3 separate regions of the Homo sapiens genome follow, and regions 1 and 2 are each linked to region 3. The links are chromatin contacts, found by Hi-C or POLR2A ChIA-PET in ENCODE. All regions are on one chromosome and are shown on one strand. The core of a region is the stretch at or near the end of the contact, and the rest is flanking DNA. Distances in the headings are between cores, read along the strand shown. Region 1 overlaps CROCC (ciliary rootlet coiled-coil, rootletin). Region 2 holds the start of CASP9 (caspase 9). Region 3 holds the start of CPLANE2 (ciliogenesis and planar polarity effector complex subunit 2).

What was found. Hi-C counts contacts between places; a loop is a spot of excess contacts on that map. ChIA-PET counts read pairs that join two places held with the same protein, here RNA polymerase II (POLR2A). Pooled maps may share reads with other maps.
Region 1: a loop to region 3 is called in a pooled map, with 9 times the contacts of the local background. The contact joins the enhancer-like site here to the promoter of CPLANE2 in region 3. A Hi-C loop is called at or near these places in 4 of 50 pooled maps. POLR2A ChIA-PET finds 5 or more read pairs at or near these places in 2 of 52 experiments (GM12878 and activated T-cell).
Region 2: a loop to region 3 is called in a map of CD4-positive, alpha-beta T cell, with 7 times the contacts of the local background. The contact joins the promoter of CASP9 here to the promoter of CPLANE2 in region 3. A Hi-C loop is called at or near these places in 3 of 168 maps with a recorded cell type or tissue (B cell, CD4-positive, alpha-beta T cell and naive thymus-derived CD4-positive, alpha-beta T cell), 3 of 37 single-sample maps with no recorded cell type and 11 of 50 pooled maps. POLR2A ChIA-PET finds 5 or more read pairs at or near these places in 1 of 52 experiments (OCI-LY7).

What each region holds. Positions count from the first base shown.
Region 1 is chr1:16,947,640-16,950,966 of GRCh38, reverse strand. CROCC (ciliary rootlet coiled-coil, rootletin) reads right to left here. Exons shown (of 37, transcript NM_014675.5): 18 at 2,443-2,636; 19 at 2,041-2,168; 20 at 1-14. Among named protein-coding and RNA genes, the nearest start is that of CROCC, 27 kb to the right of the region's middle. Within about 2 kb of position 1,751, at least 9 of the 41 ENCODE cell types and tissues checked have a DNase peak (open chromatin) inside an H3K27ac peak, as active enhancers do.
Region 2 is chr1:15,521,836-15,525,467 of GRCh38, reverse strand. CASP9 (caspase 9) reads left to right here and starts at 1,253. Exons shown (of 9, transcript NM_001229.5): 1 at 1,253-1,399. The coding sequence starts at 1,268. RefSeq lists silencers at 174-613, 894-1,283.
Region 3 is chr1:16,235,634-16,239,265 of GRCh38, reverse strand. CPLANE2 (ciliogenesis and planar polarity effector complex subunit 2) reads left to right here and starts at 2,083. Exons shown (of 5, transcript NM_030907.4): 1 at 2,083-2,635. The coding sequence starts at 2,524. RefSeq lists a silencer at 2,026-2,205 and an enhancer at 2,046-2,590.

The sequences.
Region 1 (3,327 bases), core at 502-3,001, 710 kb before region 3:
GCCCGCCAACTCCCCTGCACGAGAGGAATGGGGGAAAGGGCAGGGTTGGGTTGAAACTTTTCCTTGGGCCAGCAGACTTAGGCCAGGTGAGCCACATGGGCAAAATCCCAGAGGCAGAGGGCCTGCCTGGCATCTAGTTTGGGTCCTCTTGAAGTGGCTTGCCCTCTCTGGGCCTCAGTTTCCCTATATGCTACATGGGCCCACTGGCCCTGACCCCTTTCCTGCCTACCTAGAATGGCATTAAAGGCATAAAATGACTGATGAGAAGGCCTCCCAAATGGGACGGATGTCAAACATATAACAACCCTAGGTCAGGTGCCTTGGCTCACGCCTGTAATCCCAGCACTTTGGGAAGCTGGGGCAGGTGGATCACCTTAGGTCAGGAGTTCAAGACCAACCTGGCCAACATGGTGAAACCCTGTCTCTACTAAAAATACAACAATTAGCCAGGCGTGGTGGCAGGCGTATGTAGTCCCAGCCTCAGGGAGGCTGAGGCAGGAGAATCGCTTGAACCCAAGAGGCAGAAGTTGCAGTGAGCTGAGATTGCACCACTGCACTCCAGCCTGGGCAACAAGAGTGAGACTCTGCCTCAAAAAAACAAATAGGCCGGGCGCAGTGGCTCATGCCTGTAATCCAGCACTCTGGGAGGCTGGGTCAGGTAGGTCACCTTAGGTCAGGAGTTTGAGACCAGCCTGGCCAACACAGCGAAACCCTGTCTATACCAAAAATACAAAAATTAGCCAGGCATGGTGGCGGGCATATGTAGTCCCAGCTACTTGGGAGGCTGAGGCAGGAGAATCGCTTGAATGCAGGAGGCAGAAGTTGCAGTGAGCCGAGATCGCACCATTGCACTCCAGCCTGGGCAACAAGAGTGAGACTCTGTCTCAAAAAACAAACAGGCTGGGCGTGATGGCTCATGCCTGTAATCCCAGCAGTTTGGGAGGCCAAAGCGGGTGGATCACCTGAGGTCAAGAGTTCGAGACCAGCTTGACCAACATGGCGAAACCCCGTCTCTACTAAAAATATAAAATTAGCCAGGCATGGTGATGCATGCCTGTAATCCCAGCTACTTGGGAGGCTGAGGCAGGAGAATCGCTTGAACCCAGAAGGCAGAGGTTGAGGTGAGCCGAGATAGTGCCATTGCACTCCCGCCTGGGCAACAAGAGTGAAACTCTGTCTCAAAACAAACAAACAAAAAACAACCCTATTCCTGACTGAGCACTTACTATGGGTCAAGCGCCCAGCTAAGTATTTTAGACATAACCTCATTTTGTCTTCATAACATGCCTATGTAGTTTATCCTCATCCCCATTTAACAGATGATGAAATGGAGGCTCAGAGATCAGCAGCAACTTCCCACAGCTGCACAGCTACACATAAAGCATCTCCTTTAATGACTGACATGAACATACCCGTCAAACGTTAACTATTTATATTAATGGAAATGACTACAGGGAATGGAAATGGTATAGCTACCATCTAAAAACCATCTCCCGGGTTGGAAACCCACCAGCATTTCCCTTCCTGGTTCTGTCTGGCTCAGGTGTACATGGACAGGAAAATTAATTTCCATGACCCAAGTAGGTGCTTAGTTAATGTTAGGTGAGCAGAAAGAAGCCCTGAGTTCAGAGACTGGATGGGAACGGTGCAGGGAAGTGGGGCTGGGATTCTGGGGCCAAGAGAGTCATCTGAAAAGCACAGAGAACTCAGACTAACAGGCCTGATGACCGATGAACGGCAGTTACTGTTGACTCAGCCAGGCACCGTGCCACGGCCTTACACGCTTTTCCCACGTCATCCTGGCAACAGGCTTAGAAGGTGGGCATTGCCACCTCCAATCATCAGCTGAGGAATCTGCAGCCCAGAGAGGAAAGGGGCTTGCTCAAGGGAAGGTGAGATCTAAGTGGTGGCACAGGACTGGAACCCAGGCCAGCCAGACTCCTACTCCAGTGCTCCCAACTTCTGTGAGACCCCAGACCTTGGGAGGCTGCAGTCTGGGCTGGAACCTGGTGTTCCCCCCAAGTCCCCAGCCCCTCGTACCAGTCAGGGTCTCCTTGGCCAGCAGCAGGGCCTGCCCCTCGGCTTCCAGCTGCTCCCGGCGGGCCTCAAGCTGGGCCAGCTGCCGTTGCACCTCAAACAGGCTGCCCTCCAGGGCTTCCTTCTCCAAGCTGCAGCACATACAGTCCCTGAGGCCCTGGGACTCAGCCTCCCTGGCCCCAGGAAACTGTGGATCTCAGGGAGTGGCCAGGCATGGGCCAAGTGCCAATCTACCTGCCTGGCCAGGCCCACACTCCCTGGGGAAGCCTGAGCCACAGCTAGGACGAGTCGGCAAGCCAGACTCCTTAGTAACTGCCCCTGGGGGCCCGTGCCTGCGTGTGGCTGGTCATGGTGTGGCCCCAGGAGGACCCCCCAGGGCGGGTTGGGCAGAGCCCAAGGCCTTACCGCAGGCGTGTGGCCTCCTCTGACAGGGTCCTGCCTTCACGCTCCGCAGCCACCAGCTGCACAGCCAGGCCAGCGTGCTCCTTGGCTAGCGCCTCCTTCTCACGGGCCGCTCGCTCCAGCGCCTCCACTTGCCGCTGGGCCTCCCGCCGGGCCTGCTCCAGCTCCTGCTCCCGCCCGCTCAGCTGCCGGGAGAGCTGGCCCCCACCCAGAGACTGAGTAGCACTCCCAGCGTCCCCCAGCTTGTTCATCGTGCAGCACCCCAACTCTGGGCCTAACCCAGTCCTGGCAGAAGGCCTGGGTTTGAGCCCAGGGTCTGCCCTGATGTGCTACATGTACTTGGGCAAGTCATGACCTTCTCTAGATCTGCAATGCACGTGTGTACAAAAACCAGGGCCCAGCCAGGTACGGTGGTGCGTGCCTATAATCCCAGCACTTTGGCAGGTGGATCACTTGAGGTCAGGAGTTCAAGACCAGCCTGGCCAACGGGGTGAAACCCTGTCTCTACTAAAAATACAAAAATTAGCCGGGCGTGGTGGTGCACGCCTGTAGTCCCTGCTACTTGGGACGCTGAGGCAGGCGAACAGCTTAAACCCTGGAGGCGGAGGTTGCAGTGAGCCCAGATCGTGCCACTGCATTCCAGCCTGGGCAACAGAGCAAGACTCTGTCTGGAAAAAAAAACAACAACAAAAACAAAACAAAATGAAACAAAAAAAATGAGGGCCCTCACTCAGCTCTGGGAGTAACAGAACCCTTGTATTACTCTAAACTTGCAGAGAAGCTGAATATATAAACCAGACCCAAGTGCAGCTGCTCGGCAGGCCTCAAGGTGGAGACCTGCACCCTGCTTCCTGCACCCCCTACCCCATCCTCTAGAGGCCCCTCCCA
Region 2 (3,632 bases), core at 4-2,503, 710 kb after region 3:
ACTGCGATCTGGGCACAAGGGCGGTGAGGGGAGCTTATGGTTTTACTTGGGGTGGAGGAGGGGGCTAAGGGGAAGCCATGCCCCGGAGGAGGTTGAATGGGCGGGACAGATCACGGCTCCACTCATGGTTTCCCTCTTGCTGGAAGTGTGACGACTCCCTCCGGATCTCTGTAAAAGCGGGGCTATAGTGAATTCTGGCGAAGGGCCCGCGGTGGACCAGGAACTGGTGCCAGAATTGCAAAAGGGCACCTGCGCCCGGAGTGGGGAGGTGATGCGGGGGCGGGGCGGGGCCCTGGGGGCGGGGCGAGTCGCGGAGGTGCCGCCTTGGGGCGGGGCGGTGACAGAAGGATGGATCCTGGGGGTGAGGATTGACTTTGGGGGCGGGGCGAGAGTGCGAACTGGAGTCTGAGGCTGAGCGGTGACGCAAGGACGATTCTGAGGGTGGAGCGAGGGGAGGGGATTGGCTCTTGGAGGCGGGGCGGTGGCACGAGGCTAGCCCTTGGGGGCGGGGCGGTGGCGCAAGATTGACCTTGGGGGCGGGGTGGGGGCGTGGGTTGAATCCTGGGGGCGGGGCGGTGGCGCGGAATGGATTCTGGGGTCGGCGCGAGGCGCTGAGGTGCGTCCTGAGGGCGGGGCGATGACGCAGAGCGAATCCTGGGGGCGGGGCGAGACCTTCTAGATGCGTCCCGGGGAGTGGGCGGTGACGCGGTGGCAGGTTCTGGGGACAGGCGGTGACCCCAGAATTGACCCTGGGGACAGGGCGAGGCGCGGAGGCGTCCTGAAGGCGAGGCGGTGACGCAAGAGCGAATCCTTGGGGCGGGGCGAGGCGTTGGAGATGCGTCCTGCGGGCGGGACGGTAACGCGGGGGCGGGGCGGTGACGTGAGGTCAGTGCGGGGATACGGGGCGGGTTCTGGGGCGGGGACGCAGTGGTGGATTCTGGAGCGGGGCGGTGACGTGGGGCGGGTTCTGGGGCGGGGCGGTGACGCGGAGCGTGTTCTGGGGCGGCGCGGTGATGGGAGGCTTGGCCCTGGGGGCGGGGCGAGGCGCAGAGGTGCGTCCTGAGGGCGGGGCGGTGACGCAAGAGCGACTCCTGGGGGCGGGGCGAGGCCTTGGAGATGCGTCCGGAGGCGGTGGGGAGCGAAGACTGACCCGGGGCCGTGACGCGGGGGCAGGCCCTGGGGCGGGGGCGGGTCCTGGGGACTGGGGCGGGCGGCCGAGGCCCGGAAGCGGACTGAGGCGGCCTGGAGTCTTAGTTGGCTACTCGCCATGGACGAAGCGGATCGGCGGCTCCTGCGGCGGTGCCGGCTGCGGCTGGTGGAAGAGCTGCAGGTGGACCAGCTCTGGGACGCCCTGCTGAGCCGCGAGCTGTTCAGGCCCCATATGATCGAGGACATCCAGGTGCGCCCCCGGCCCCCTGTCCCCGCGCTGCACGGCCGGGTCCCCACGCCCCTCGAGGAGGCGTTGTGCGGGAGCCTAGCCTTCCCTGTGGCTTCAAACCCCTCAGCGGAGCCAAAGAATCCCAAACACCTCTTAGTCGGGTGTTCGCTAAAGCGATTCCATGCCATACTCAGTCAGCGTACACTGTTAGTGCTTGTGTTTCTTGTGTAAAGGAAAAATGTGAGACACATCTTGAGAACTTTGAATAAGAAACAATTCATGAATTGGAGAACATCAGACTGAAAGAGCTTTAGTGTTGCAATGACAAAACGTCAGAGGCAAGTATTTATTGGGAAAATGTGGAAGCAAAATAAAGAAATTATTTGATTGGTTTGCAGTTACAAAATTGCCTTTTTTTTTTAAGGTCTGTTAATTGACTGCTTTTGGCTGGTCTTAAGTTTTATTTCTCTCTAACATAAGCATTTATCAGATATGACCCAAGTTAAATTTTGCTTATGTTTGCAGTTTAAGCAAGATTTAGGTCACTTAGGATACCTGATTGGTTTTGTCTGCTCAGGAATTCTTCATGGTTGGTCTCCATTTTAATTTACGTTAATACTTGCGAGGAAGGAGGCGTGTGCGTTTTTACTTTTCTAGCATAGAGGTTTCGGGAACCCACTTTGGCATCAGGCTGCCTGGCAGCGTGTTCTTGGGCCAGTCACTTACCCTCTTTGAGCCACAGTTTCTGGGCTGTGAAATGGGAATAAGAATAATACTGTCATAAGGACTAAATGAAATAACGGATGTGAAACTGTAGTGCTAGGCACAGAGCGGGGGATCAGCGTACCCTGCCCTCTTTGGCCAGCCCCTTCTGTGTTCAGTTTATGTTTTGTTAAGAGGTTTTGGAAATGAGGGGACCTGATGCAGAATGGAGAATAATGAAGTCAAACATTTGAGGTTTTGTTTAAAAGCACTTTCCCATCTTTGTCTCATTTGACCCTCATCACAGGCCTGTGAGGATGCAGGAGATATTTCCTACCATGAGGTGCAGTAGGTGTGAGTGGCTGGCTGGATATCCCTGGCCAGTGCCCTGGCCCAGGGAAAGAGTCTTTAAATAATTGAGTATCATATGAGTAATTATTCATTAATAATAAAATAAGTTTTGTGCCTTCTGTGTGGCCCCTACTGGGGAACAGTAATGGTTTGAGGCCACAGTCCTTGCCTTCAGGAATGTTCACGGGGATCACAAACTCAAATGCCCATGGAGGACCAATGGATGGGCGTCATAGTGGATAGCCTTTGCACTGCCCTCCGTCTCCAGCTGAGTATGGCCATATCAACAAATGGCCCAGTATTGCCACATCTTACACTTATTTTGAGGCAGGGTCTCACTCTTGCCCAGCCTGGAGTGCAGGGATGAGATCATGGCTCACTGCGACCTTGACCTCCTGGGCTTAAGTGGTCTTCCTGCCTCAGCCTTTAGAGCAGCTGGGACTTTAGGCACATGCCACCATGCCTGGCTAATTAAAAAAAATTTTTTTTTTGTACAGATAGGAGTCTTGCTATGTTGCCTAGATGAGTCTCAAACTCTTGGCCTCAAGTGATTCTCCTGCCTCAGTGTTGGGATTACAGGTGTGAGCCACTGTACCCGGCCCAGCTTTCACATCTTAAAAAAGAAGCTGAAAATCTTGATTCCTCTGTCAAATTCCCTGGCTTAAAATGTTAGCAACAAATTCAGAAATTTTTTAAGAACCTTGTGGGAACCACAGGTTGCCATTTTGCCATTCAGTATGGCTGAAAAACAGGCAGGTTTTGGAACCAGTTGGATCTGGGCTCTCATCCTGGCCTTGTTACATATTAGCAAGTTGTAAAAAACCACAACCAATGAGCCAAACAAACAGAAAAACCCTATGACTCAGTTTCCCTGAAATTTTTTACCCTAAAAAGTTGGGAAGTTCTAATTTAACTCTATAAAGTTATTGAGGGAGAAAAAGATGAAACAATGCATTTAACACAGTGTTGACCTCCTGGAGTGTTCAGCAAATGTGGAGAGAAACCTAAACACCACCATCTATTTGCATGTAGCCAACTGTTCTGCTAGTGAGACTTACCTTCTCAGTGGCACTGTAGGTCTGTGCTGTTCCCAACAGTAGCCATTAGCCACATGTCGTTAAAGGTAAATTTGAAGTAATTAAAATTAAATAAAACTAAAAATTGGTAGGGTCAAGCCTTACAGGGCCTGTGGGTTTTTCTC
Region 3 (3,632 bases), core at 834-3,333:
GTTGGCCAGGCTGGTCTTGAACTCCTGACCTCGGGTGATTTGCCCGCCTCAGCCTCCCAAAGTGCTGGGATTACAGGCGTGAGCCACCGCGCCCAGCCATTTTTTTGTATATTTTTAGGGATAAGGTTTTGCCATGTTACCCAGGCTGGTCTCAAACTCCTGACCTCAAGTGGTCCACCAGCTTCAGCCTCCCAAAGTGCTGGGATTACAGGCGTGAGCCACCGCACATGGCCCCAAGAGGACTTTACATCTTCTCTGGGTTGCAGATTAACAGGCACGTTCATTCTGCCAAGTTGCTTCATTTTCTCACACGCTCACTGAGCCCTCCACGAGCCAAAGATGGGTGGATGTGAAGTCTGGAAATCCAGAAATAATTCAGATCAGAGCCCTGCCACTGAGTGACTCCTGGCCCATGGAGAGAGCTCTGGACAGCTGTGAATCTCCCTGACTGGGCAGATGTGACAGCTGCAGGAATGGGAACCATGTGACCTGGGAGTATGGGCAAAGGATTCCACCTGCAGAATCCTGTAGGAATGGTTATTCATCTGGTTTTTCTGCCTAGCCACAGCGTGAGCAAGTTGAGAGAAAGCACCTTGTCTTACACATCCTCATCCCCTCTCTTAGACATAATGGGCCTTAAAAATCTGTGAGTTCGTAGTCCTCTGGCTGCTTTCTGCTTCCCTAGGAACAGCCCTCCTAGTGGCTAGGGGCAAAGTTTTAAAAACACAAAACCCAAACTGGCAGAACAGATAAGTACTTTAGAGTCAGGTAAGTGTGGGTTCTTTTTTTTTTTTTTTTTTTTTTTTTGACAGGGCCTAGCTCTGTCACTCAGGCTGAAGTGCAGTGGCATGATCTCGGCTCACTGCAACCTCCATTTCCCGGGCTCAAGCAATCCTCTCATCTCAGCCTCCAAGTAGCTGGGACTACAGGCGTGCACTACTGTGCCCGGCTAATTTTTGTATTTTTTTTTTTGTAGAGGCAGGGTCTTACTATGTTGCCCAGGTTGGTCTCAAACTCCTGAGCTTAAGCAATCTGCCCGCCTCAGCTTCCCAAAGTGCTGGGATTACAGGCGTGAGCCACCACACCCAGCCAGCTGTGGGTTCTGAGTCGGTTTCACACTGACTAGCTGTGCGGTGTGACCTCAGACAAGTCACGTTATGTTTCTGAGAGTCTTCGTCAGTACAAGAGGGTAATACTATTTACACAGGTTTGTTTATAGAATTAAATCAGGTGACCCCTGTAAAGTCCCCACTGTCTGGCACTTGGGTGGCCTTAGGTAAAGCTTAACTCCTAAATTATTCCTTTCAAAACAGTGATTTGCCCTACTTGAAGGCATTGCGGAAAGATAATGGTAAAAATTAAATGTAATAGACAAACTCTCAGTAATGACCCACCTGCACTCTTTCCAACCAGTGGGCATTTACTGAGCACCCACCTTCTGGGTAACAGGCCTGGTGTCCAGTGCTGGAACGGTGGAGAGGAGCTCAGAGTTTCAGAGCTGAAAAGTCAGCTCCAGGAGAGCAGGGACTTCTTGTTGGCCACTGTATTCCCAGCTAGGTGCTCAGTATTTGTTGAATGAATGAATGAATGAAAAATACAATCCAGCGGGCCTCTGACTCATTTTTTAAAACTTGAGCCAAGTCCCTTGACCTCTCTGAGCTGGTGTGTGTCCCCATCAGTGAAGCCAGAGATGTTTAAGTCATCTAGAGGTCCTGCCAAGCAGGATTAATAGAGCAATAATATTAATAATAGCAACAATCATAACTAAACATATGGAGCACTGCTATGGAGGGAATAACATGTTACGTCCACGTTATAGAAGAGGAAACTGAGACACAGAGAAGCATGAAAGGCTCCTGGAGGGGGGGTTTCATGATGTTTTGGAAGAAAGACTAGGGATCGGACGGAGTCATAGAGAAGAGGATCCACAACCCAGAGGAAAAGGCCTAGTCCAGAGCCACCGCGCGGCGCAGGCTGCGGACGTTGTAGGAGGGACGAACGCCTCCCGGAACCCGCCCAACCCAACCTCCGGCGTCTCCATGGCAACAACCTCCGCACATGCGCCGCGCGCACCTGCGCCGGAGCTGCCAGCACGCGCAGAAGGCGGACGCAGGCGGGGCGGAAGTGGGCCCGGCGGGCTGGGGCGGCGGGAGTGCGGGTGGGCGTTTAAAGGGGCCTTCGGCACCCAGGTCGGTTCGCCGCCGGGACTGCTGACGGGGAGGGCTAGGTAGCCCTGGGAGTCGGGATCTAGAAGGTAGAGGAGAAGCGGGGCTGTCTGACCCCCGGAGGTGACAAGGGGAGAGGGGCTGTGTGAATACCCTCCATGGGCAGTAATGGGATGACTATCCCCAGGGAGCATTGCGAAGGAGAGAGGCGGCTGAGGGACTGCACTTTCTGGGGCCCCCCGGGAGAGTCAGAGGGCAGTTAAGAGGGATCACAGGCCCGGCTTGGTACTGTCACTCCCCTTCCCACTCCCTGCTCTCAGCATTCTGTCACCTCCCTACCCCGTCGCGGTGCCCAGCCATGGCCAGACCTCCCGTGCCCGGTTCGGTGGTTGTCCCAAACTGGCACGAGAGTGCCGAGGGCAAGGAGTACCTGGCTTGCATTCTGCGCAAGAACCGCCGGCGGGTGTTTGGTAAGTGCCTCCCCCTTTCCTCTAGCCCGCCACTTGTCTTTCCCTGGGGAGAAGAGTGTCACCTGTTGCTCCCTGAGGAGAGCAGAGAGGCAGGGCAGTGAGGGCCTGCTCCACTGCAGTCTTCAGCAGTCTTCAGCCTGGGGGACTGAAAGCCCTAGCTCTGGGACCCCCACACCTAAATCTCCTTAGAGCTAATTCCATCGTCAGAGCCAGGAACATGGAAACAGCAGAAACCTTGCCAGCAACCACTGTCACCAGAGATGCAGTTGATTGAGCACTCCCCTGGTGCCAGGCCCTCTGTTGGGCACGTTACACAGTGCACGCCCATTTAACCTCTCAACAGCACATGGTACAGACTTGGCTAAGATCACACCCCAATAAATAGAGGTGAGCCTCTTCCATGTCCTGCTGTCTCTGGGATGAGACGCTGGTGTTCCCCATGGTGAAACTGACTCACCCAGGCAGGGCCCAGCTGTCAGGCCGGCAGAGGTGCCTGGAATCAGCTGTGGAGCCCAGCTCTGGCCAGGAGAAGCAAGGTGCCAGAAGACTTAAGACCAGAGAGTGAGATAGCTAGAACCAAAATTTGTGAATAAGTCAACTGTTTGTTTGTTTTTTTAAAAGAAATTATATTAAATTCAAAAAATGACCCTCTAGAAGGCTGGGCGCAGTGGCCTGTAATCCCAGCACTTTGGGAGGCCGAGGTGGGCAAATCACCTGAGGTCAGGAGTTCAAGACCAGCCTGGCCAACATGGCGAAACCCCATCTTTACTAAAAATACAAAAATTAGCCGGACGTGGTGGCGGGCACCTGTAATCCCAGCTACTTGGGAGGCTGAGGCAGGAGAATCGCTTGAACACAGAAGGCAGAGGTTGCAGCAACCCTAGATCGAGCCATTGCATTCCATCCTGGGTGACAAGAGTGAAACTCCGTCTCAAAAAAAAAAAAAAAAAAAAGACCCTCTAATATGGCCACTGTCCCTCTAATCCCATGATGGCTG